3 separate regions of the Mus musculus genome follow, and regions 1 and 2 are each linked to region 3. The links are chromatin loops, found by intact Hi-C in ENCODE. Cell type or tissue: heart. All regions are shown on one strand. Region 1 holds the start of Cyp46a1 (cytochrome P450, family 46, subfamily a, polypeptide 1). Region 2 overlaps Cyp46a1 (cytochrome P450, family 46, subfamily a, polypeptide 1). Region 3 overlaps Eml1 (echinoderm microtubule associated protein like 1).

Region 1 (8,000 bases), 160 kb before region 3:
TAAAAAAAATTACTGAACTGTTAAGAAAATGACACAAAAAAAGGGGAAATATCATTTTCTGCAAATCTATGCAGCCCCAAGGTGGAGCAGCTGGGGAGCCTGTGCTGTCTGCATCTCTGCAGTGCAGTTCCTGGAGGGGCACAGCGTGTCTACACCGTCTATCCTGGCTCTTGATAGGAGGGGGAGGTTTGGGTGTGGAGGACGGTGCACTGGGCAGGTGCACTTGGTGTGCCAGGACTGGCTGGGAAACTCCTTTCAATCTTCAGTTCCCAAGGCGCCTGTGCCCACCTCTTATACACATTAAACTAGACGGGGGTGGGTCCTAGTCCTCGCTGTGTGACCGGACAACAGTCAGTCACTTAACTCCTCTGAGCCTTATGGGTAAATGGAGGTAACCAACAGGATTTACATACACACAAAGATCAAGGTAGCATCATAGATGTGCATTCCATGAAGTGAGAGATTAGTAGTGACTTGGTGACATCCAAGTTGGCACCTGTGTTAGACAGGGAGGTGCGCCATGTGGAGGGACTGTCACTGAGGTGTCATGGGAAGAAGCGGGCAAAAAGGAGAAACGTGAGCCCTTTTTTAAGCCCCACTAAAAAATGTTAGCACACGGAGAACTATTCCAGCTGGGCATTGGACCTCTCACCCACTTCGTGGAGGAGAACTAGCCTTTATGCAGAACTGGCTGCATGCCAGATACCTCTGCTGTTAGATCATGTCATCCTGCCCCCAACACTCCCAACGTCACCATCCCTCTCTCCATCCCCACAGTGGCTGTACATCGATGTCCAGGGCTTTGGAGAACTGAGATCCATTTCTCAGTGCTTCCCCCATCCTTATCTTTCCTCAGGCGGTACCTCTAGATCCCCTTTGCTACATGCCCTCAGTAGTTCCTGCTGGGAAATGGTACGCATGGAGGGATGCCCTGCCTAGTTTTTAATGTCAGGTTAACACTAGCTAGAGTCATTCGAGAAATGGGAACCTCAGTTGAGAAGATACACCCACCACATTGGCATGTGGGAAATGCCTGTGGGGCATTTTCTTGAGGAATGATTGACGAGGAAGGGTCCAGCCCACTGTGGTGGTGCCATCTATGGCTCAGTGGTCCTGGATGGTATAACAGAGCAGGCTGAACAAACCACCAAAGGGAAGCGGCAGGGAGCAAGCCAGTAAGCAGTGCTCCTCCATGGCCTCAACATCAGTTCTTGTCTCCAGGTTCCTGATTTGAGCTCTTGCTCTGACTTCCCTGGATGAGGAACTAGAGGATGTAAGTTTAAATAAACGCTTTTCTCCTGAAGTTGCTTTTGGTCATGGTGTTTTGTCATAGCGATACAAACCCTAGCTAAGACAGGGAACATCTACAGCGGTAGTTGGCAGAAGCATCGTGTAAGGCATTTTCTCAATTAGTGAGCAAGGGTTCTATAAGAAAGCAAGCTGAGCAAGCCAGGGAAAGCAAGCCAGTAAGGAGCATCCCTCCATGGCCTCTGCATCAGCTCCTGCTTCCTGACCTGTTTGAGTTCCAGCCCTGACTTCTTTTGGTGATGAACAGCAACGTGGAAGTAAAAGTTGAATAAATCCTTTCCTCCCTAACTTGCTACTTGGTCATGATGTTTGTGTGGGAATAGAAATTCTGACTAAGAAATGATGCATTCAGGAGACAGACGAATCTCTCAGTTAGTTCCAGGCCAGCCTGGTCTACAGCCAAGGCTACACACACACACACACACACACAAACCCTGTCTCAAACAAACAAATAAACAAACTATATTCTATGTGTATTGATGTTTTACATACATGCATGTGTGTGCACCACTCATGTGCCTGGTGTCTTCTGGGGCCAGAGAGGGCATCAGAACCTCAGGGACTGGAGTTACAGATGGTTATGAGCCACCATGTAGGTGCTGGGAATCAAACCTGGGTCCTCTAGAAGAGCAGCCAGTGCTCTTAACTGCCAATCAATCTCTCTAGTCCATCTTCATTTTGATATATTTTATTTAATCTAACATATTCAAAATATTTTAACATGCAGCCAATATAAAATGCCAGGGCTGGAGAGACGACTCTGTGGGTAAAGTTTTGACCCCAGAATGCACATAAAAATACACAAATACTTGATAAAAACATTAATGACAGTAACTTTTATGGGGTTTGTTGTGGTGGTGCACATGTGAAATTCCAGCAATGGTAAGATGGGAGTTGGAGCTCAGCAAGCCCATGGGAGATCACTGGCAAGCTAGCCTAGGCTAGTTCCAGGCCAAAGAGGGACCCTGTCTCTGAAAATAAGAAGCAGCTAAGAACCGACAGCTACAGCTGTGTTTTTTGATCTCCAAGTGCATGGGCACCTCCGCCACATACATAGGGCTGGAGAGGTGACTCAGCAGTTAAGAGTTCTTACTGCACAATGATCCCAGTGCCCACCTAACACACCGTTCACATCTGTAACCTCAGCTCCAAGAGGGAATGGAGACAGGATTGCTGGCCATTGCTGAATTCTAGCCTAGAAGAGAAAATCTGAGTCCCAGGTTCAGGGAGAGACTCTGTCTCAAAGGAAGAGGTGGTGAGAGCAAGAGAGTATTTGATACCCTTTTCTGTCACACAAGCACGCGCGCGCACACACGCACACATACAAACACACACCACTTGCTAATAAATTTTGGTTATTAACTTTCTGGGACATAGGGTCTGCATGAGCAGCAGCTTGTGTCGCACAGCTAACTATAGGAGAGTTAGTTAGGAGCGTCATGGGCATGGAGACACAAACAGAGTGGATGTGGGATCTGGGACAGGATGCCACTGACACACTCCAGCCAGGAAGAGGGGCAGAAAGGGTGGGGTGAGGGGCCCTGCCAAGCCAGAGGTCACTAGAGTTGCCTGATGTGTCAGAGAATATTATTACCTTTCCCTTTCCTTAGTCTGTCCTGTGTGGAGCATCTCAGACTGTGCCCAGAGTCCATTGGAATCAGGCCTTGCCTCCAGGGAGTCTCTCTCTGTTCTGAGTCCTGACACAAAGTTAAGTCCACACAGCTTAGGATATCTGCTAAGCTCAGGGTGAGGGGTCATAACACCCTCCTAAAGTGACCATGCCATGCTTCTCTGCTCTGCACACCACCCTCCCAGTATTGGAAATTGAACCCAGGACCTTGTATTGTGTGTTTACAAACAAGCACCTTACCACTAAGCCAGATTGCTAACCCTTAAAAAAAAAGAAAAAAGAAAAAAAATTAGGACAGGGTCTTAAGTTGCTCAGACTAGCCTTGAACTCTGAAGGCCTAAAATATTTTATTTTTGAGACAGGGTTTCTGTATAGTCTTGGCCTGGTCTGCCTTCCCAGTGCTGAGATTCAAGGTGTGTATCACCCACCATATCCACCTAGCCTCGAACTTTTGATCCTTTCTCCTGTGAGCACCACGATGCCCCACGGTCTTTGCTGTCTACTCTCTTTAACTCGCCTAAAAGCACGCAAGAAGTCTACACCCTCCTCGCAGTCTCATGCCTTCATCTCCTCTCAATTCAGGAGCTTTCACAAATGGCTAAACTAAACTGGCTGACCTTCCTCTGCCCCCAAGCAGGGCCACGGGAGGTCCCTGTTGCGCACATGCGACTGCCGCTCGCTACCACACGGGGGCGCGGTGGCAAGCCACATCCCCCTAATGCCACTCAGAGGCCAGTCCCCGGTTGGATGCTTGGCTTCCCGTCTTGTTCAGGCTGAGGTGGCCTCTCCAGACCGAAATCAAGCACAGCTCCTAAAGCTCTCCCCGTCACCTGCAGCTCACGGATCCCTGATATGTCCCTCCCGGGGGCTGGTCCTGTATACCCGGAAATGTAGGCACACGGTCCACACTTTTTTCCTGTTTTTCTGTCTTCAGACCCCTCCAGGACCTAACCAAGGTCTCGGAGTAGTCAGAAACCGACCTTCTCTCGAGGTCTTCAGAGCCCCCACTCCCCAATCCCGAGGCTCTTTATCTAGTCAAGGAGAGCGCACATCTGGCCCTCCCATCCACTGCAGGCCTATCTGAGCGTCCCCCACGGGAACTGAAACTCGGAAGTGAGGAGCACTTTGCGCTTCCACCGGGTGAGAAGGCGGAGCACAGCCCAGCACATTCCTATGGACCATCACCCATACTCAGGATTATGGTTTTCCCGGGCCCAGGAACTCCTGCATCCTGCTAGGATCTTGTCCTCCGCCTCCGGGCGGACGCTGGCACACAGCGGGCGCAAGGCTTGCACCGACCTGCAATGAAGGCGCAGCGCGAGGACATTTGGGATTGACTAACTTTGGGGCGCTAAGGTTTCAGGGAGATGTTTGAGAACAGTCAGCGCAAGACGGGGATTGGAGGGCTGGGAAAGGGTTTTCAGAAGGTTTGCACGAGAAAGGAAGAGGCCTGGCACTGCACGCGGAGAGACAGTTGGCGAGGCCAAAGGGGCGGAGCCAGCGGACGGGATTTGCGCCGCCGCCTGGGCAGCTTGCGCCCAGGAAGCGAGGTTGCCAGGACAACGCGTTCTGGGCGGGGCGACTTCGGGGTGGAGTCTGAGCTCAAGAGAGGGTAGAAGGGGCGTGGCCTCAAAGTCTGAGCCAAAAGCCAGGTTGTGATTGGTGAATACTTATCGCTCTGGGCGGGAACGGCGTGGCGGCTGGGGCTGGGCCTCAAAGAGGGCGTGGCCGTGCGGGGGCGGGTCCTGAGAGCTAGGGCTGGAGGCGGAGACGTGGTTGGCGGGTCCGCGTGCCCGGGGCGGGGTCGAGCCAGCGGGGGCGGAGCCGAGCGGCGGGGGCGGTGCTGGTGAGCGCGGGGCCTGGGGCCGAGGCGGCGCGCAGCGCTGACAGCTAGTCGGTCGCAGCCTCCGGCCCCCTCTGCACCGGCGCCGACCACGAGCCATGAGCCCCGGGCTGCTGCTGCTCGGCAGCGCCGTCCTGCTCGCCTTCGGCCTCTGCTGCACCTTCGTGCATCGCGCTCGCAGCCGCTATGAGCACATCCCCGGGCCGCCGCGGCCCAGGTGAGCGGGGGGTGGGGGCGGGGGCCTGGCTGGGGCTCTCGATCGCGGGGTCTGGGGACCGCGTCAGAGCCAGCGCCCAGGACGGGGGTCCAGCCTCGTCTTGTACGCACGGCCAGCCCGGAGACGCAGGCCCGGAGAGGGGCGCTAACTATTCTTAGTAACAAATTACTCACAGCCGCAGCAGCTGCTGGGCGCCCACCGCGCTTGGCTGGGCCGCACAAATGTGTCGGCAGCTACAGTCCTGTCAGGTAAGCGCTGCTGTTACCCCATCGTTCAGACCTGCAGACTGAGGCGCACGCGGGGAAGTCACCTGCCAAGGTCACACAGTTGGTAAGCCTAGATTTAAACCCAGGTTAGGCTGCTTTCGAAGTGGACGCTGCTAACTTTAGGACTTGGACAGGGCCAACCTGTCCAAATACTGAACACTGTACTCCCGTCACGTTTTTCTGTTTCTGTGTTTCTGTCCTGGGACATTCCATTTGTCCTCAGTATTTCCATTCCGTTTTTGGCCACTTTACCAATGGCTCCCATCAAAAGCTTACCTTTCTTTTCCTTTTCTTTCTTATTCCTTTTCTCACCCCCCCCCCTTTTTTTTTGGAGACAAGGTTTCTCTTCAAAACCCTGGATGTTCTGGAACTCACTATAGACCAGGCTGACCTCAAAACTCACAGAGAGATCTGCCTGTCTCTGCCTCCTGAGTGCTGGGATTAAAGGCCTGTGCCACTATACCTGGCAAGAGCTTTTTGAAGCTTAGAGTAGATGTGTAATGAAAGTGTCCCAAGGGCTTCCCATCACTTCAGAGTTGAAAAATCCCGTTTCACATGAACCATACCACACAGCTAGCAAGCTACTACTAAGTTCACAGGCAACTTAGTACCTGTCCCCTCTTGCCCCCTTTGCATACTACGGTTGCCCTAAGCCTGCCTGTCCCCTACATCTCTCCATTGGCTCTCCCCATTCACCTTCTCTGGCCTGTGAGTGGTATTTTCTTGTTCTCATATCAAACAGGCTGTCCCAATCCCTCTATGTGAAGCCTGCCCAGCCCCGGTAATTTTAAGGCTACCCCTGGAGTCACCTTTTTTCCCACCTGTTGATTGCCCCATGCTAAAATGTGAGCCCAAATAGGGCAGAGATGTTGGGTTTGCTTGTGTCATACCTCCAGGGCCTGGCATGTTGCACTTAATTGCTCAATAAATAAATATCTGTTGAATGAATAAATAAATAAGCAAAGGTATTAGACACATTTCTTAAAGACCTCTGGATATGAACATTCTGGAAGGTACCATCTCCAGTACAGCAGCCTGAATTCCTGTTTGTGGACCCGAGTGACCCCTGTGGCTGGAGACATGGGGAGGCCACTCTTCTCTCCCTTGTGTCTCTGCCCTCCTTTTGACCTTGGGGGTCTCCCTTGGACACCCCCCCCCTTGCCTTGTTTAGCACTTACAACTTTCACTCCTCCTAAACAGGCCTTCTCCAGGACTGCATGGCTTGGCTTAAGGCTATGCTAACTCCTTAGGGAGGGGGCCCTTCTGTTGGACCTATAGCCCCTTAAGTCACCGTGCCACCTCTTGTTAAGTGTTTGTCTCAGTCACTGTGGTAGCCTTGATGTCTCTCCCAGCAGAATCTGGCACATGCACAAATTCCAAGTTGGATGGTGGAATTTCTAGGTTCTGTCTCCAAGCCATCCATCCACAGTTTAGAAGTGAGCAAGCATCTATTGTTCTGACAATGTCTTCTAAACCTATGGGCTTTGGACCTTTCAGACCTGATTGGAGAAGGCAGGGCTGCTCACTTTCTCTGAAAGGAAGGAAGGAAGGAAGAATAAAAAGACGAAAGAAAAGGATATAATGTGCATACTTTTAAAATCTACCCTTTGAAAGTGTTTAGCTGAGCTACAGAGTTGCATAACCATCAGCAGTAATTCTAGAACGTTTCTTTCACCCCCAAGAAGAAATCCTGTATCCATTGTCAAGAACGCCCTGTCTGCCTGCCCAGGCATCCCTAGCACTGGTCTGCATCTGTCTCCATGGGTGGCCTGTACTAGATACTTCATATGAATGGAGGCTTACAACCTGGAGCCCTTTGTGTCTGCCTTCTTTCACTTAGGACAATGTTTTAAGGGCCATCTGTCTTAGTTTGCTTCTACTGTTGCTATAATAAAACACCATGACCAAAGGGAATTTGGGGAGAAAGGGGTTTACTTCACTTTGCAGGCTACAGTTCATCATCTGGGGAAATCAAGGCAGGAACTTGGAAACAGGGACCTGGAAATGGGAACTGATGCAGAGGCCATGGAGGGTGCTGCTATCTGGCTTGCTCCCCATGGCCCACTCAGCCTGCTTTCTTATACAACCCAGAACCACCTGCGTAGGGATGGCACTGCCCACAGTGGGATGGGTCCTCCTGTATCAATTACTAATCAGGACTGCCTATAGGCCACTTTGTTGGAAGCATTTTCTCAATTGAGGTTCCTTCTTCTCAGAGGACCCTAGCTTGTGTTAGGTTGACAAAAACCAGACAAAAACAACCCTGAGTCTGTCTGTCCTGTGTTGTCATTCTCTCCATCTCTTACACCAGAGTCTGCCTGTGACTTCCAGGTGTGTTGAACAGTGTGAGGAGGCTCAGGTTCCTTAGTAGGTGAACTGAACAATACATAAATCCAGAGATTTGGATTTAAACTGGATTGGTGGTTAAATATAAAATGACTAAAGGAAAGTTCTGGAACATCTTCTAGCACAAATGAGAGGCCCTGGCGTTCAAAGCCCGGACTCATAAAACTGTGGTTGGTAGGAAGCCTATGTAACAGCATCAGTTCCTTCAGTGCTCTAGGGCTGTGCCAGCTTGCGAGCAAGGAGCCCTTTGCCTGCAAGGGGCAGCTGCTGCACCCCACCCTGGCCTCCATCCTCCTTCTCTGCAGGAGGCCCTCCCCCAATATGCCTTCTCTGCTTTAAGTTCAGCATCCTATTGCGTTGATCCATGCAATAGCTGAAGACTCAAGCCCC
Region 2 (8,000 bases), 130 kb before region 3:
GGGGCCCCAGCTTCCCTAGCTTCTGCCCTGAAGGCTGAAGCGAGCCTGTGGTGAAGGAGGGGCCAGCCTCCAGCTGCCAGGAGGAAGGTACCTCTCAGCACCCGGTCTCAGTCAGTGGCCACTTAGTTGCTGGGTGACTTCAGGTAAGATTCCGAGCCCCGTTGTCTCATCTGTAAAGCAGGGGTCACTGTGGCTGCTACGGGGCTGTGCAGGCAGAGAATGGCACGGCATGGCACACACTGATGGCAGTGGACATAGCATAGTGTCCCCTCTCTTCCTCTTTGAGGTTTTCCAGGGGGGCTATGGAATGCTACACCTATCTAATAGGTAGAAAGGTGCTGTGTTCCAGGTCACCCCTGGGGGGGCTGCAGTGGGTTGGGAGGTGCAAGGGGAACAGCCTGAGAACCAGAGACAGCAGCTCTTTTGCCCGGCAGTTCAGCACCTACGTCATGGGGAGAATGGACACCTACTTTGAAGACCCATTGACTTTCAACCCTGACCGCTTCGGCCCTGGAGCGCCCAAGTAAGTCCCTCATTGAGCTGCTGTGATGGGGTCTGTGGATGAAGCATCATCAATCACGGAGGCCTCTGGACTGAGCTACCCACACCCACAGGCCGTCTAGAGCCCCAGGAGGGGGCTGTGGCCGCCATCACAGCTCAGAGCCAGCAGCTCACTTGCTCTCTTAAGTTCCCTTTCCATTGCTGGGATAAAAACTCTGACAATGTTGGCTTTATCAGGGGGAAAGGGCTTGGCTTAGCTCACCATTTAAGGATGCAGTCCGTCCCTGGTGAAGTCACAGAAGTGGAGGCAGAGAGGACAGGGCATGGCTATGCCAGTCCTTACCTCACCTCTCCATCTTACCCAGGGCATTGCCCAAGATGCCTTGCCTAAAGATCCGGCCACTCACAGTGGGCGGGGCTTCCCACTCAATACTGTGACCAAGATAATGGTCTCCAGGTATGCCTCCTCCCGGCTTCTGGATGCTGCCAAGTTGATGATCAATAGTAACTGTCTCACCTGCCCGAGGGGCAGAGCTCAGCAGTTTTCTGAAGATGGTTCTGCCCCTGGGCCCAGGCTGGTCATGGGAGGGGACAGTGGTGTGGACACCCCACTCCTTGTACTGACCCTGACGGACCTCTCTCCTGCAGGCCACGGTTCACTTACTTTCCCTTTTCCCTGGGCCACCGGTCCTGCATCGGCCAACAGTTTGCTCAGGTAGGGGCTGTGTTGCTTGGAGCTTCCAAGAAATGACTACAGAGTGGGGGCCGGGCTGGGGTGCCTGAGAGGGTGAGGGTGGGGGTGGAGGTGGGGGCTGGGCATGCCTGACAGGAGAACAAGAAGGAAGAGTCTGCATCTGTGCCTCTCCACCGCCTCTCTCTCTCTCTCTGTCCCCCCTTCATCATGTCTTCACTGCCCCCTCCTCCCCCTTCTCTCCTCCTCCTTCCCTCCACACTCCTCCCCAACAGATGGAGGTGAAAGTTGTCATGGCCAAGCTGCTTCAGAGGATCGAGTTCCGGCTAGTGCCTGGGCAGCGCTTTGGGCTGCAAGAGCAGGCTACGCTCAAGCCATTGGACCCCGTGCTGTGCACCCTGAGGCCCCGGGGCTGGCAGCCTGCACCCCCACCCCCACCCTGCTGAGCCCTGGGTAAGGTCAGACTCCTTGGACCAGGGCCTCATTGGCCCCCATTACTGCCCATGGCCACCCACCGGCACCCCTGACCCTTCTGCCACCTTCCACGATGGCTCCTGGCGAGCCCTGTCCCCTCGCCTGCTTCACACCCTCAGTGCTTCCTGTCATCGCTGGCTTTTCAGCTCTTTCTGGTGGGCCCTGCCTGACTCCCAGCTATCACCACAACTACCATCGTCTCTCCCAAACCTCCGAACTTCTGCACTGGCCACACCCTCAAAAGAGACACCCTAACTCTTGCTCACTCCCTAAACTCTTCAAGTGACATGTCCCCCAGGAAGCCCTGTTTGCTTCTCACAGCCAGGCCAGGGTCTCTCCTCTGTGCTCCTACCTCTAACACACTGACCACACTGTATTGTGAATGTTTGCTCATGTGACCAGCTGCCCTGCCAGGCTGTGAGGGCCACAGGGCAGGGTCTGTGTGCACTTTGCCTCTGAGGCCCCTATTGCTCACTAGGGTCTGGAACAGAGTCGATGCCCAATAAACGTGTGTTGACTGCATGAATGTACGGCCACCCAGGCCCCGACCCTTCCCTTTCTTCAGGGTGCAGGGTGGGATGATAAGGCTGATCCCAGGGGGCTGGGACAGCTCTAGACGCTGCCTGCTTACAGATGGTCCTGGAGGTGCCAGACGGCCTCTAGCAGAAACCAGTTTCCTATGCTTAGACTCTCTGCAGCGGGGTGGCATGCGGCTCTGGCATTACAGGAAGGGTCCTGGCATTGAGAGCTTGATTTGAGGTGTGTGTGTGTGTGTGTGTGTGTGTGTGTGTGTGTGTGTGTGTGTGTGTGTGTGTGTATGTGTGTGTGGTTGACCTTGGCACCTATAACTGCCTCATGCCTGCCCTGTGGGCACTGTGTTGTACACAATGACCTAGTCAGAAGGTAGAGGGAGCCCTGGGAGGCTGTGTGCTCTGGGGCCAGTCCAGGAGTCATGGTCCCAGCTCCTCCTTCCCCACTGGGAGCCTGAGTCAGAAACAAACTTCTCTACCTCAGCAAGGCCCCTTCTCCACACCAGGGGAGGGGTAGAACTGTGACAACCTTCAGGATACATTGTCTCCCTTGGTCTTGAGCAGTCTTGAATTTCCTAAGGAATGGATGACATCAAAGCTTAGGGAAGGAGGTGATTTGCTCTGCACAGCCGGGGCCTAGGGTGCAGCTAGGGACAGGGGAGCTTGTGCCTTGGTTCCTGGCCTGTCCCTGCCCCAGCCCAGGTTGTCTTGTACAAGTTCTTTGGTCACAGCTACTGGGCAGGAGTTTGGGGGTGCCTCTGGAGCTACAGGCTGGGTTCCTGTTGTACTCCCTCCTGTCTCTCTCTGGTGGGCTAGCCAGGCTTGGCCTGTGTTTTACAGGCAAAGCCACCCCTGACTTGTCAGTGCCCGTAGCAGCCCTTTTCCATAGCCACTTGGCAGGACACTGTCTCCCATGTTGTCCTCAGCCCTGTCCTGCTTCTGCCCTGCTCTGATTCCACCCCCACCCCAACCCAAGGCACCTCTGAAGCTCACCAGCTATCTTCCCTATGCATGTGGGCCTCCAGTTTCTGCCACTGCTGGGCCTGATCCCACAGGAGAGAGCCCCCCCCCCCCCAGCACCCACACAGAAGGGCTGAGGGTCATTGCCTCTGTGCTGTCAGGGCACAACCTGGCCTATGGAGGACTGGCTTCTTTCAGAAATGTCCAGTTGCCCATGTTAGCATTCGGTGGCTTGGACTGGTAATGGCTGAGCCTGGGCCTTCACCTCCTTCCAGTCTTAAGTCCCCCCAGGGGACAGGACACGGAAAAGTCAAGGTCACAGTCGTGATGGAATTAGGACTCACTCACGGACCTTCATACCTGGTGGCCGGTCACTGCAGGCCTGAGTCGGAGCTCTGTGCTGGAACCTAAAGATCGGAGAGAGGGAGAGGGCAGGAGGACCCTCGGCCAGCTCCTGGAGGGTTGGTGCCCTGCCTCGACCTCATGAACCACTCCCTGCGAGGGGCGGGGCTCTCAGTCCAGCAGAGGTCAAATCCTGACCTTACCTGTCACTGGCTTTGCAGCTTGAACTTCAGTTTCCTCATTCAAAAGGAAGGGCTTCTAACAGGACTCCCTTCTCTGGGCTGGTGGAGCCGTTAGGTGTGATCATGAATGGGGTGGAGTGTGGTGCAAAGTCTGGGGATCCCTTCCTGCTGGCCATTATTAGCATCTTTATTGCTTGCTCCTTGTAGGGGAAGGCAGGCTTAAAGACCTGCAGTCCTCAGAGGAACCACACGGGGCCACTCTGGAGCAGCTCTGGCATGGCCTGCTCATTCACTGTGCCACCAGACCCTGCGCCTTCCACACCCTGCCAGGTGCCTGGGTTTGGGAGGCAGCAGTGTAGGCTCTTGCTGGCCAACAACCTGGCCCTCGGTTTTCAATGCCTCTCCTAGAGATAGACCTGGACTGTCGGATGCTAGGCAGGGGAAACCTTATGTCCAGAGCCAGGTGGAACTCGCAGACCACAGATGGGAATCACTGATCAGAAATGCACAAAGGGGAGAAAGCTGGGTGCAGGCTATCTCATGTTACCTGTGATACCCTCCCCAGGGACTCTGGAGGGTGGCTATCTCCCTGGCTGCCTGCCTCTAGGCAATGGTGACCTTTTCTGAAAATTTCCTCCCTTGTAAACTCAGACACAGGAATGTGGGGGGGACATGGACTCTAAATCTGTGCTCTGCCCTGGCAGGAAGCTTCAAGTATTCATGGTCTTGGGCAGGCAGTTTATATTCCTCCTTCCCCTATACTTGAGACCCTTTAATAGCCAGTCTTTCCAGCTCTTTCCAGGGTGGTTACCTCTACAGGAGGCATGCTGGGACTTCTCACTGGGGGCGCGGGGGGGGGGGGGGGGAGGGGGACGGACGGACCTGTGGGTTTTAATCCTCCAGAGGTGGAGTCCAAAAAGAGGTTGGGGGCTGGCTCACTGGGAAGCACCCACCTTGTTGTGTTCAGCTCCCGACTGTTCCAGGGGAGCTGGGCATGGGTAAGAGTCGGGGAGAGCTGCAACAGGAGGATTACGTCCTTCCAGTTAGCCAGCCAGGTTCCAGGGTCTATCCAGGACCCACCTCTGCTTTTACTCCCTCCTCAGTCCGTGGCTGGGGTTAGCCTGAGCAGAGTCTGTAGCCAAGACCTTTGCTGGCCTTAGTACCAGGGCAAGGACCTGTGTCTGTGTGAGAGACCCCAGGCAGGGGCATTAGTACAGGCAGCCTTGTGGATAGGAACCCTCACCTTCTCCCTGACAGCAACAATTCCTAGCGTGCTTCCTGCAGAGGTAGTCCCTCCGCTTGGGACCTGGAGTGATCCACTCTTAAGGAGCCTCAAGAGGCAGCCACCAACATTGGCATGTTTGGGTTCAACTTCCCTCAAATGTGCATGAGGTCCCAGTTCCATTTATTTATTTATCTATTTATTTATTTGTTTGTTTGTTTTACATGAGTACACTGTAGCTGTCAGACATACCAGAAGAGGACTTTGGATCCCATTACAGATGATTGTGAGTCACTGCTGGGATTTGAACTCAGGACCTCTGGAAGAGCAGTCAGTACTCTTAACCTCTGAGCCATCACTCTAGCTGGAGGTCCCAGTTCTATAGATACATCTTAAGGGGGCTTTCCCTGTCACAGGGCCCAAGGCAGGGTGGGGGCCTCAGCACCCAGGGGCCTTGTCCAGGACAGGAAGCCTTCCCATGAGCCTCTTTCTGTTTTCACCACAAGGTAGAGTTCCTAAGGCCCTAAAGCAGATGTGAGGGTTTTGACATGAGGAGCCGCAGGTTGTCTCTCCTCCCACCAGGGACACTAGAGCAGCCGGCCTGGCCTGTTTGGCCTCTCTCCTGGCCTGGAGCCTGGAGGCCACCCAGGGAGTGTTTTACTTGTACTTGGGGCTGGGCCAGGGAAGCTGGGGTGGGGGTGGGCACGGGGTGTGTGCAGAATTAATTTCCAGAACTGTGCTGGAGCACACAGTGTGTGTGTGTGTGTGTGTGTGTGTGTGTGTGTGTGTGTGTGTCTGTGACTGTGTGTGTGTGTGTGTGTGTATATATATATATATATATATATATATATATGAACCCCATGTATGTGAACCTTTGTGTGTGTAAGCATTTGTGTCTGCTTGGGTCTCACAGTATCTCTGTATGTTCCCATAGTCTCCTCTTTGCATATAAGATGCATGTGAGTCTCCCTGTACGTCTCGTGTGTGTGTGTGTGTGTGTGTCTCAGGCTGTGTGCAGCTGGGTGTGTCTGACCTTATCCTATCTGGAGGAGGTGTCTGTTTGAATTAGAGTTGGTGGAGCACGCGGTAATCACCGCCCAGGTTAGGCTTTAGGCAAGTAGCCTTCCTTCTGTGCTTGGCCCACATACTGAGGCCAGGCCTCCTCTGCAAGGCCACCTGCTCAGGAAGTACTGCTCGGTGCAGACATGGGCCGGTTTTCAGTTCCCACCCACTGAGGTGCCAAGGGAAGCTGTGTATTCCCTCACCCAAAATCAAGGGAGAAGTGTGTTTCTAGAAAGGAGACCCTGGACTCCCAAGGCCTGGCCAGGCATATGACCCATGGGAATGGGAATGCCAGCAGAGGGAAAGAGGATAGGAAGGAGGCATCCTCTCTGATCATGTCACCCAGACTCCAGGCCTAGGGCTGGACCCCACTGATGTCTGGTAAATGTGTGACCCTTTATACCCTATTCTCGTGCAAAGGTCACAACTCCACTGACATCTCTCATCTCACCTGTAACTTTAACTTTTTCAAACTTTATTTTTAATGAAGGTTCTTAAATGCTTTAACCTCCCTTGTAGCCCACCACCCATCAGAGGTAGTGAGGAAGAAAGGATACAGGGGTGGGTGGGAAGTGGACCTGTTTAGAAAGGTTCTTTGGAGCAACTCCCCTCTGTGTTGTCTGGAAATCGGCAGTTCGGTTTACAGGTCAGCAGCGGCAGCTTGATCCACTCACCACACTTCATGGAATCACTAGCAGTCCATTTCGGTAGAATCAGCATAGCAAACACAAATCAGCAGTGGTGGCCCTACACAGCAGAGACAGCCAGGCCTCAGCCTTGGTTCAAGTCAGCAGGAGGGACCTGGAGGAACACCAGGAGAAGTTCTTGCCTGTGCCTCTCAGGGAAGTGAAGATCAGTGAAGACTTGAGACCCACAAGCACTACACAGCTAGCTCTGTAAGCAAGCCAAGCTCTGTCTCCATCACTGTCCATCAAGTTCTTTATATCTTCCCTCCAAACATCACGTGTCCTCCATGGGTCTTGCCTCAGCTGACATCACTCTGCCAGTCAACCCCAGTCCAAGGAAGCGGCAAAAAGGCAAAAAAGCCGGCACACCTCTAGAAGTTTTTTGGTGCATTTTTTCTCTATGGAGTCCTGAGCAATGCAGTTCAACTACGTCCGCAGTGTAAGGCAGACCAATACATGTGTGTCATTAGCAAAGGCTCCTTCATCACGTGACCTTCCGTAGGCTTGCTTTGGCAGAGCATCCTCTCTCCTGTGTCTGCTTCAGCTAAATGTTCCTTCACGAGTCTGCCTTAGTCTTTCACCTGTGTCTGCTTCAGGAAAACACTCTTTCACATGTTTGCCCCAGCAAAACACCATCCGACACAACTGACTTTCCAAAGAATCCTTAAGTTTCCACTTTGCCATCAGCCAATCTCGTGCCACTCTTGAGGTGCCATGAGCTCTTTCTCATGCCAGGCCCTCCTCCTGCTCACCTCTACCCCTGATATTTCCTAGGATTCTGGTGAACAGTCCCTCATAGAATACCCCTCGACCACATGCCCCACCTGCCCTGCCATCCTGACCTCAGCCCCTCCACATGCACCAGCCTGGAGCCTCAGGAGACTGCACAGAGCCTTGTTAGAGCCCTGGGAGTGGCCACCATGCTGTGTCCCCCACCATACTGTGGAAATTGGCACCAGGTGCTTGTGAGTCCTGGGAGCTGGTGGGCTCAGACATGGTCAACTTCAGCATGAACTGGTAGAGGTCCTATTGAACATGTGCAAGTGCTTGCCTTACATGCATATACACACTCCATACATGTAAGGCACATGTATGTACATGTATACGCGATTCCATGGGAGCACATATCCACATCATCACATACATACCCTACATGCCCACCACCAAGCACACGTATACACACATGCACAGCCACCTGCTCACAGATTCTCATACATGCAGTGGGCTCACTCGCATGTTACTATTGACCTCAAAGGCAAGAGAACCAAGTTGTTTTTTTTTTTTTTCTCCTAACACATGTTCTCACAATAAAGAGAACAGGAAGGGGCTTGGAGCCAAGGTCAGGAAGGG
Region 3 (8,000 bases):
AACACTCAATGGCATGCTTAATGCTCAGTAAAGGGCCAGCTATGTTGGGATGGCAGTGCACAGAAAAATAATACATGAAGTATTCCGAAATTCTCAGCCATTTCTTCCTTGTGTGTAACATGAAGGTGATTGACAACTTCTGGTGACTCTGAAGTGACTGCTCCTTTCTTTGGTTTGCCAGGTTTAGTTACATTTGTATGAATGGCCCAGGCCATTGAGTACAACCCAGAGTTTGAAAAAATCTACCCATGATTCAGGGAACAGATGGCCCACGCCATGATCCTCCCAGCTGCCAGCCAGGCCACTAGCAGTACACTGATCGACCGCAGGAGGCGCGAGTTCTGGCTGGAGTCAGTTTGATAGGTGGAAATGCACTGATATCAGGCAGAGAACCTGGGCTCCGCCCTGATCTGTGGATTCAGATGTAATGCATCAGTAGCCAAAATGGTCAGTGTGGTGTCACTCCCCCCCCCGCCCCCCAGTGCAAATAAGCTATGTGCAAGAATGTCACACCAGCGCCTGCATTCCTTAGCAACAGTGAGAACATCTAGAGGACAAATCTGTAGGCTCTATGCAGCTCCTCACTCTTGAGAAGAAAGTGTTTGTCATGTTCCCCGAGTGTCCTCACTTCCTATAAATCAGGTGTGTGCATCTCTCTTATTTAGAGCTGTAGTCTTTATTATGCTTTCTATCTCGTTGCTCCCTGTCCCATTTCCTTTAAAAGGGATTGGTGGAGTCTGGAGTCTTTCCCATGACTTCATACAATCTTCACCTTCCATCTTCGACTGTTTAACATTTAAAAATTCTTTGCCTCTAAGCAGCCTCGGCACTTTTTAACAGCATTTAATCTCTCTACTGACAATGCTTCCATTAGAGATAAAAGCAATGTAGGGCAATGTAATATTTTACTTTATGTAATATTCATGGCAAATGAATATTAATGATTACATAATGAGTCTTGTCACCATGAAGTACTTATTAAATTTAAATAGGGAGTCAGCAATAACATTCTGAAAGAATGCTATGATGTACCCGGTACACTAATCCACTAAGATTTTTTTTTTAACTTTAAAAAAGTTTTATATGAGAAATGGCTACTTTGTTCTAAGTTTATGAGCACAGTTGACATTAGATGTTACCGGAGAAAGTGTCCCCATTCTGGCCTCCGATAGAGATGTATCAACCTTAGAATTAAAATACTATGTGTCCATCTACAGCTTCTGGCAGTGAGTTGCGTTTGTAGAGTAAGAACTCTCAGCCAACTGTTGGAATCTTTGTTACCACATACATATACACTGTCGGTCTTTGGAGTCAACAAATTTGAAGGGAAAAATCAAAGTATTCTCTAAGGCCCAAGCCCTGCTCCTCTGTACAGCCCTGTTGCTTCGCAGCCTGTCCAGGACAGCTGTGCTGGTCTCTCTGGCCTCTCCTCCTTCTTAGAGCTGGGCAGGCCATGGATTTGTCCTTTGGCTGCTTCCTCCAGCTCCTAAAGGCCCAGTTGGTAGCTTCTAACTAGGTAGGCTAGGTACTACTAACCTAGTGATGACCTTTCTCCTTAGCCTCCAGTTCAAGATCTCCTGGCTCCTTATCCTCTCCTTGGCCCTGACAGTACACCTCTTCAGCCCGCCTCTTCTATTTCCCAGCAGAAAAAAATTTTTTTTTCTTCTCTTTTAGAGTTGCTTTATTTCACAAGTTACCTGTTTCTGAAAAAAATCCCAAGAGAGGACTTGAAGGTCCCCTATAGTATCCGTGGCAACACAGGGCTCATGAGACACTTTCCACGTGCCCGAGCAGAACTTGCTGTGTGGCCCAGCTAATGTGACAGTCACAATCCTGCCTCAGTGTTCCAAGTGCTGAGACTGCAGAAATGTGGCACCATATTCTATGCCAACAAGGGTTTTCTCAACCAGCCAGACTAGTTCAGCATTCTTAACAATGCTAAGGCACGCAGTAGGTGCCCAGAAAACATTCATTGAGCAAATATATCTATTCCTCTTAATGAGGATGAAAGACGGTTAAAATGTTGGATCCTGACAGCCACACCCAAGCCTCCATCCCGGCTCTGCCACTTTGTGTTCCATGATTTTAAATCACTAGATTGGGGAATAGGGACTCTTCAGCATCGAAATAGTATGGACCTCACAGGTGTTCCGAGGATTGAGTACCTTCTTCTCCAAAGCATCCTCCACACCAGGCTGGCCTGCAGGTGCCTGTGTACCTAGGACTATTGTTGCTCCGTTCCAAGGTCACAGCCTATGTGTCTCTCTTCTCAGGGACTGCCCAAGTTTTGTTTCTATAGCTGTGATGAAAAGCAACTCTTTCAGTTTACAGTTCCAGGTTAGGGTCTGTCACTCCAGGAAAGTCACAGTGGCAGGAGTGTGAGGAAGTTAAACACACAGGAGCAGAGAGCGTGAGGCTGGAGAGATGGCTCAGCAGCTAAGAACATCTTCTGCTCTTGAAGAGGGCTTAGGTTCTGTTCCCAGCATCCACGTCGTGGGAGTTGGGGCTCATAACCATCTGTACTTCCAGTTCCAGAAGATTCAACACTCTCTTGGCCTCTGTGGGCCACAGGCATACATGCAGGCAACACACCCACAGAGCAGAGAATGCGCCTTCTTCCAGCCCTCTCTGCATTTACACAGCCCAAGACAAGAGGTGCTGCTCATATTGAGGATGGGCTCTCCTCCACTCCTAACTAACCCAATTAAGAAACGTTCTCACAAGCTAACCCAATTCAGACAGTTCCTCAGGGAGATGGTCCCCCCAGGCGATGCTAGATCAATTGAAGTTAACCGTCACAGAAGCATTTGGAGTTCTGTGCCTCCTACCCCAACCTGAAAAGAGAAGAACGAGGTGCTTGGACAATGTCTGTCACCCTACTCGTGCAGCCTACAGCAGGGCTTCACTTGGACCTACTATATGTGTGGCATGATGCAAGGCAGGATGGGAATGGGATGGGCCGAGCGAAGAGATTGATTCACCTTCGCGGGACTTGTTGACAGCACGGAAACAGGCTGACCCTGGTTTCCTCAGTTTCTGTAAGACACAACACAAAGCAATGGGAAAAGAAGGAAAAGGGTTTGGACGTGTAGCTCACTGAGAAAGACACAGCCCTGAACTGATTTAAAAAAAAATGGCGCTCAAATCATCAAAGCACAGCAGGTGGCTTACCTAAACTCAGGCATCACTCTGAGATGTCACCCAGCTGTGGTCTTCCCTCTGGTGCTTCAGAGTCTAGAGTGGGAGTGACAGTGTTTGAACAGACTTTACCTCACCCTACAAGGCTCAGCTGAAGAGCCCCTTTTTTAGCCCCCACCTGAGGTAGGTGTTTTGCAGACAGCCTGTGTCTGCGGTTGTCCATAGCCCTCCTCCATCTTTACCCATTCCCACCCATGACCTCCCTTGGGCTCTAAGAGAGCAGGGACACTGTCCTTTCTTAGTCTCTGGCCCTGCAGCACTTTGCAGAGTGCAGGAAACACGAAAACCTCCCACTAAGCATTCCTTGAATGCATGAAATTACATTTAAAAAATAAATAAATAAATCTAGAACTGTTTAAGAAACTGGTAAGGAGCGCCACCTAGAGGCTGATTACTAGCACCACACTTTAGCCTTAGTGTTTGTGCTGGAGTCCTAGTTAAATCTCCAGTCCCTTAAAGTGGCTTCTTGTGGGTGACATTGGTTAGGCGGGAAGTCATTGGCAGCAGTGTGAAGGCACTTTGTCCTGTCTTGCTCAGTCCTGAAGTGGTTCTGTCCGTTTTGTGGATGAAGAAGCAAAGCAGCCTGTGTCCCCTGGTGAGCTGCATTGCATAGCTTTGATCTATGGAACACAGACACTCCAGTAGCCCTTGATGCCTCTCCCACCACGACTTTTGGCTTTTGTGCCCACCTGTGTCAGTTGCTCCTAGAAGCCATTCCCTCTTCTCAGATTCCTGGAGACCTGAGCATCCCGTGGGGAATTCCCCTGTGGACTTCCTCTTCTTGGAGGACCATTGTCTATAGGTGTGTGTGTGTGTGTGTGTGTGTGTGTGTGTGTGTGTGTGTGTGCGTGCACACGCGCACGCTCACCTGCATGGACATGTATGCGAGCCAAAGGTTAATATCAGTTGTCTTCTTCGATCAGTCTGTCTCCCCCAGACTCCTCCCCCACCTGCACAGCCTTTCTGTGTGGGTGCTGGGGATCTGGACCCTGGTCCTCAGGCTTGTGTGGCAGTCACTTTAATGACCTAGACACCTCCCCAGCACCTGAAACTGCATTTTCCTTTTTCTGGACACCGCACAGAATCACGGGATTCAAGGTTTGGGCATCTTTTTGCCTTTGTGACTGTCAGCATGAGGCAAAGAATCCTGGTGTCTTTTGGCTTCCTGTCTGGCTCCAGCATCCCGTTCCTATGACCGCAGGAGGTTTGCCTTGCTGTCTTTTTTTTTTTTTTTTTTTTTTTTTGCCTTTCCCTCACCTTTCTTCCCACTGCCTGTGAGCCAATGCATAAGTGACATGGAATCGGGACTCCGGCTTCCGCAGGGCACACAGATCACAAGACTGTCAATCATGCTCTGACAGAGGGGACAAGCCAGGTGAGCCACAGAAAGACAGCTATTTTAAGTGTGACAGAAAGCTGAAGCCACTGTATACTGGGCTCAAACAAAGCAAGAAAAGGGAAAAGGGGGCAGGCCCCCCTCAAGGGACAGGCCCACACTGCATTTTTGGCAGAGTGTCAGAAGGAAAACACTTGGCTTTATAGGAAGAGGGGACTCATTAAAGGCCCAGAGTGAGCTGGCTGACGGGTCACATTCCTAAAGATCCAGACAAAGGGGACCCCACACTCCCACACATCCCTTTCCATAGACCTTCAGGGAGTGCCCAGGGCAGACTGGAGAGGAATGTGGGTGAGTGTAGCAAGAGACGTTCTGAGGCACACCAGGTCATCTGTGGTGTGTGAGGAGAGAAGCAGCCTCAGGCCTTGCCCCTGGTGCCAGGCGGTGGCCGCCCCCTGTTCTGCCCTGGAGATGCAACTGTAAGCAGGATGAAGATGCTGTATTCGTGGGCCTTTCTGCTCAGTGGAGAAACAAAATAAAACAGGGCTCAAAGTGCTATAGACAAAAATAAGCCAGGGTGGGGTAGGAGTGTGGACTGTGGGGAGCGGGGCCTGAGGGAAGACTGCAGTGTTGACTGGACGCCCAAGAAGGCCTCACAGGAAGTGGCCACTAGCCTAGACCCAAGCAGCAGTCTTGTGTCTTCTGCAGGCTGGTGTCCAGGAGGAGGGTTAGGGAGCCAATGCGAATACTGGGGTGCTCCAGGCAAGGGCACAGAACAGCAGTTACAGGCTGGAAACCAGAGCTACTTACCCAAGGGGTTAGAAACAGCTTGCCTGGGGCTGTATAGCCTCAAAGGAACCCTAGAATTTAGATCGGAAGGCCAAACAGAGTTTTTACAGTTCCGTGTCCCTTGGCCACACTTCAGAGTTTAGAAAGTTTTGCCAACAGCAAATTCTGCTGTGTTTTTCAGCCAGGCTTGTTTGAGCCTCACCACCCACTCCACACAGGCTCGGAGTGGCCTGGACATCAAGGGAAGCAAGGGATCATATCCCTGATACAGCGTGGGCTGAAGGATGACTTCCGGCAGAGGTGCTTTTCATTGCATTTCAAGTTAGAACTGAGGAGAAAAGGGGTGACTTCAGGGAGATGGGATTTTAGGGAGATGGCTCACTTAGAAAGCCTGCCATACCAGACAATGTGCAGGCTAGTTTTATGTCAGCCTGACCCCAAGCTAGAGTCATTTGGGACGAAGGAAACTCAGTTGAGGAAATGCCCCCACCAGATTCTGTGGGCAAGCCTGTGGGGCATTTTCTTGATAGGTGCTTGATGTGGGCGGGCCCAGCTCCCTGTGGGTGGGGCCACCTCTGGACTGGTGATCCTGGGTGCTTTAAGAAAGCAGACTGAGAAAATCAATCGTGAGGCATCAACTGTAAACAGCACCTCTCCAGGTGCTGCATCATCTCCTGCCTTCCGGTCCCTGCTCTGAGTCTCTGCCTTGACTTCCCTCAGTGATACATTGTAACTTCAGAGTTGTAAGCTAAAATAAATCTTCATCCCCAAGTTGCTTTGGGTCACAGTGTTTCGTCACAGCAACAGTAACCCTAACTAAAACACACAAAGACTTGAGTTCTGAGTTTAGATTCCCAAAACTCATAAAAAGAACTGGGACATAGTGGAATCTGTGCCTGTAACCATAGAACTAGGGAGGGCAGAGACTAAGAGATCCCTGAAGCTCATAGGTCGATGGGCCTCGTCAGATCAATGAGTTCAGTGAGAGATTCTGTCTCAGGAAAAAATACAAAAAGGTGACGAACTATCCTGGACTACCCAGCCTGACCCTACCTGCCCTTGGGGGCTGGAGGTGAGTCAGGGAGCAGGTGAGAAACGCCTCCGCAAGCTCATCTGAACACGCCCTCCACCTGCGCCCCATTGGTCCCGAGAAAGCATCTCTTCTAAACAGCAGCTCCTGATTGGCTGGCATTGTCTGCACCAGCAATCCTTGTTCTCTCAGGCAGTCTTCAATCAGGTCCTCCAGCAGGAGATACTTCTGCGGCTGCTCCAGCCCAGCGTTTACATAGGGGTGGCCCCACCACAGCTCCTGCTAGAGAGAAAGATCTAGAAAAGTCACTTGACATTTGCCTTTGGCCAATACACACACACACACACACACACACACACTCACACACAATACACAAACACACGCACACGTACAGCATAGGCACCTAGCTAACAAGTATATGCACAGATGTGCATGCATAAATAAAGAAGTGATATTAGCAATGTATCTGCTTTTTTTTTTCTTTTTTAATTCAAGCAACCAAAGATTATATCTCTAGCAGCATTTAAGGGGTGATTAAAGTGACCCCACAGGAGTGGCATATTCAAATGTCCTACATATCAGATATCAACATTAGCAAAATTACACTTATGAAGTAGCAACAAACTAATTTTATGGGGTGGGGGAAATCACCACAACATGGGGAACTGTATTAAAGGGTCACAGCATCAGGAAGGTCGAGAACCACTGGATAAACCAGTGTTCCTTGTGCCTGTGGTTTCCTTTCTTCTGATTTATTTCCTAGCTTAAGGCTGGGAGACCTAGCATAGCTGAGCAGTGCGGGGCAAACAGCTGGAATCTCCGGCTGGGGTGCAAGGAGTGGCTCACGTTCCTGCCCTCTCTGAGAGTCTGTGTCTGGTGTGTCTCTCTAATCCAACCTCTTGACCGTAACCCATTAATGATCACGGTGCCCCATGACCTGATCTCGTGGGGTCATCTCAGCACTGCTGCCGTGGACCAAGCTTCCAGCTGGTGGCCCTTTAGGTCAACTATAGCAGTCTCTGGGCTCTTGTCACCTCCCCACTGGCGGCTGTCCCAGGGGGGTCCCCCATTGAGAAGAAGTGGGTGGCCACTTCTCTGGGGCCACACACTCTTTTTGTTTCTCATCTGTTGCCTCCCTCACAAGCTCTGCTTGCTCTAAGAAGGACTGTGGTCCAACTGAGGCATTTTCTTCTTTGATTTCCCAGGCATGGTCATAGGTTGTCACTGTCTGTTTTGTGATGGGCACCCAAGATGTCTGTGCTCAGCAGTGACATTCCCTTATGGGCGGCCTCTGTTCTACCCTTCTGTCATCCTTAGAACAGTTACCATACAAGAGATGTGCCAACAAAGTCCAGACCCACAAGTTCTTTCATCAAGACTTGGATGACTTTTAAAAAATTAACCAATGTATACAGTATTACGCTTTATTATGGCATTCGCAAATAAAATTTGTTTCAACTTAAAAATTTAAGTTAAATTTAATTCTATGTGTATGAGAATTTTGCCTGCATGTACACCTGTGCACCATAAAGAAAGAGTGTTGGATCCTGGGAACTGGAGTGAGTTAGAGATGGCTTGGCCCGGCCCGTCATGTGGGTGCTGAGAACTGAACCTGGGTCCTCTAAAAGAAGAGATGGGGGCTGGAGA

The links. Peaks named below come from ENCODE experiments on the same cell type or tissue, not always from the same donor. Only the 100,000 strongest peaks of a DNase experiment are listed, where the experiment ranks them.
Region 1: it touches region 3 in a loop (6-fold over the local background); 19 of 42 quality-filtered maps call a loop at or near these places.
Region 2: a loop joins it to region 3, with 5 times the contacts of the local background. A loop is called at or near these places in 34 of 42 quality-filtered maps.

Annotation. Positions count from the first base shown.
Region 1 is chr12:108,329,567-108,337,566 of GRCm38, forward strand. Cyp46a1 (cytochrome P450, family 46, subfamily a, polypeptide 1) reads left to right here and starts at 4,750. Exons shown (of 15, transcript NM_010010.2): 1 at 4,750-4,998. The coding sequence starts at 4,880. In heart, a CTCF peak has its summit at 4,454; DNase peaks (open chromatin) are centred at 3,635, 4,055 and 4,625; H3K4me3 peaks cover 2,111 bases; H3K27ac peaks cover 1,501 bases; H3K27me3 peaks cover 3,918 bases.
Region 2 is chr12:108,360,047-108,368,046 of GRCm38, forward strand. Cyp46a1 (cytochrome P450, family 46, subfamily a, polypeptide 1) reads left to right here. Exons shown (of 15, transcript NM_010010.2): 13 at 435-523; 14 at 1,150-1,216; 15 at 1,468-2,188. The coding sequence ends at 1,638. Among named protein-coding and RNA genes, the nearest start is that of Cyp46a1, 30 kb to the left of the region's middle. In heart, CTCF peaks have their summits at 3,933 and 5,480; DNase peaks (open chromatin) are centred at 3,935, 5,505 and 6,055; H3K27ac peaks cover 822 bases; H3K27me3 peaks cover 999 bases.
Region 3 is chr12:108,490,840-108,498,839 of GRCm38, forward strand. The region is part of intron 4 of Eml1 (echinoderm microtubule associated protein like 1); the gene reads left to right. Among named protein-coding and RNA genes, the nearest start is that of Evl, 60 kb to the right of the region's middle. In heart, CTCF peaks have their summits at 328 and 3,585 (motif pointing left); a DNase peak (open chromatin) is centred at 5,212; H3K27ac peaks cover 1,502 bases.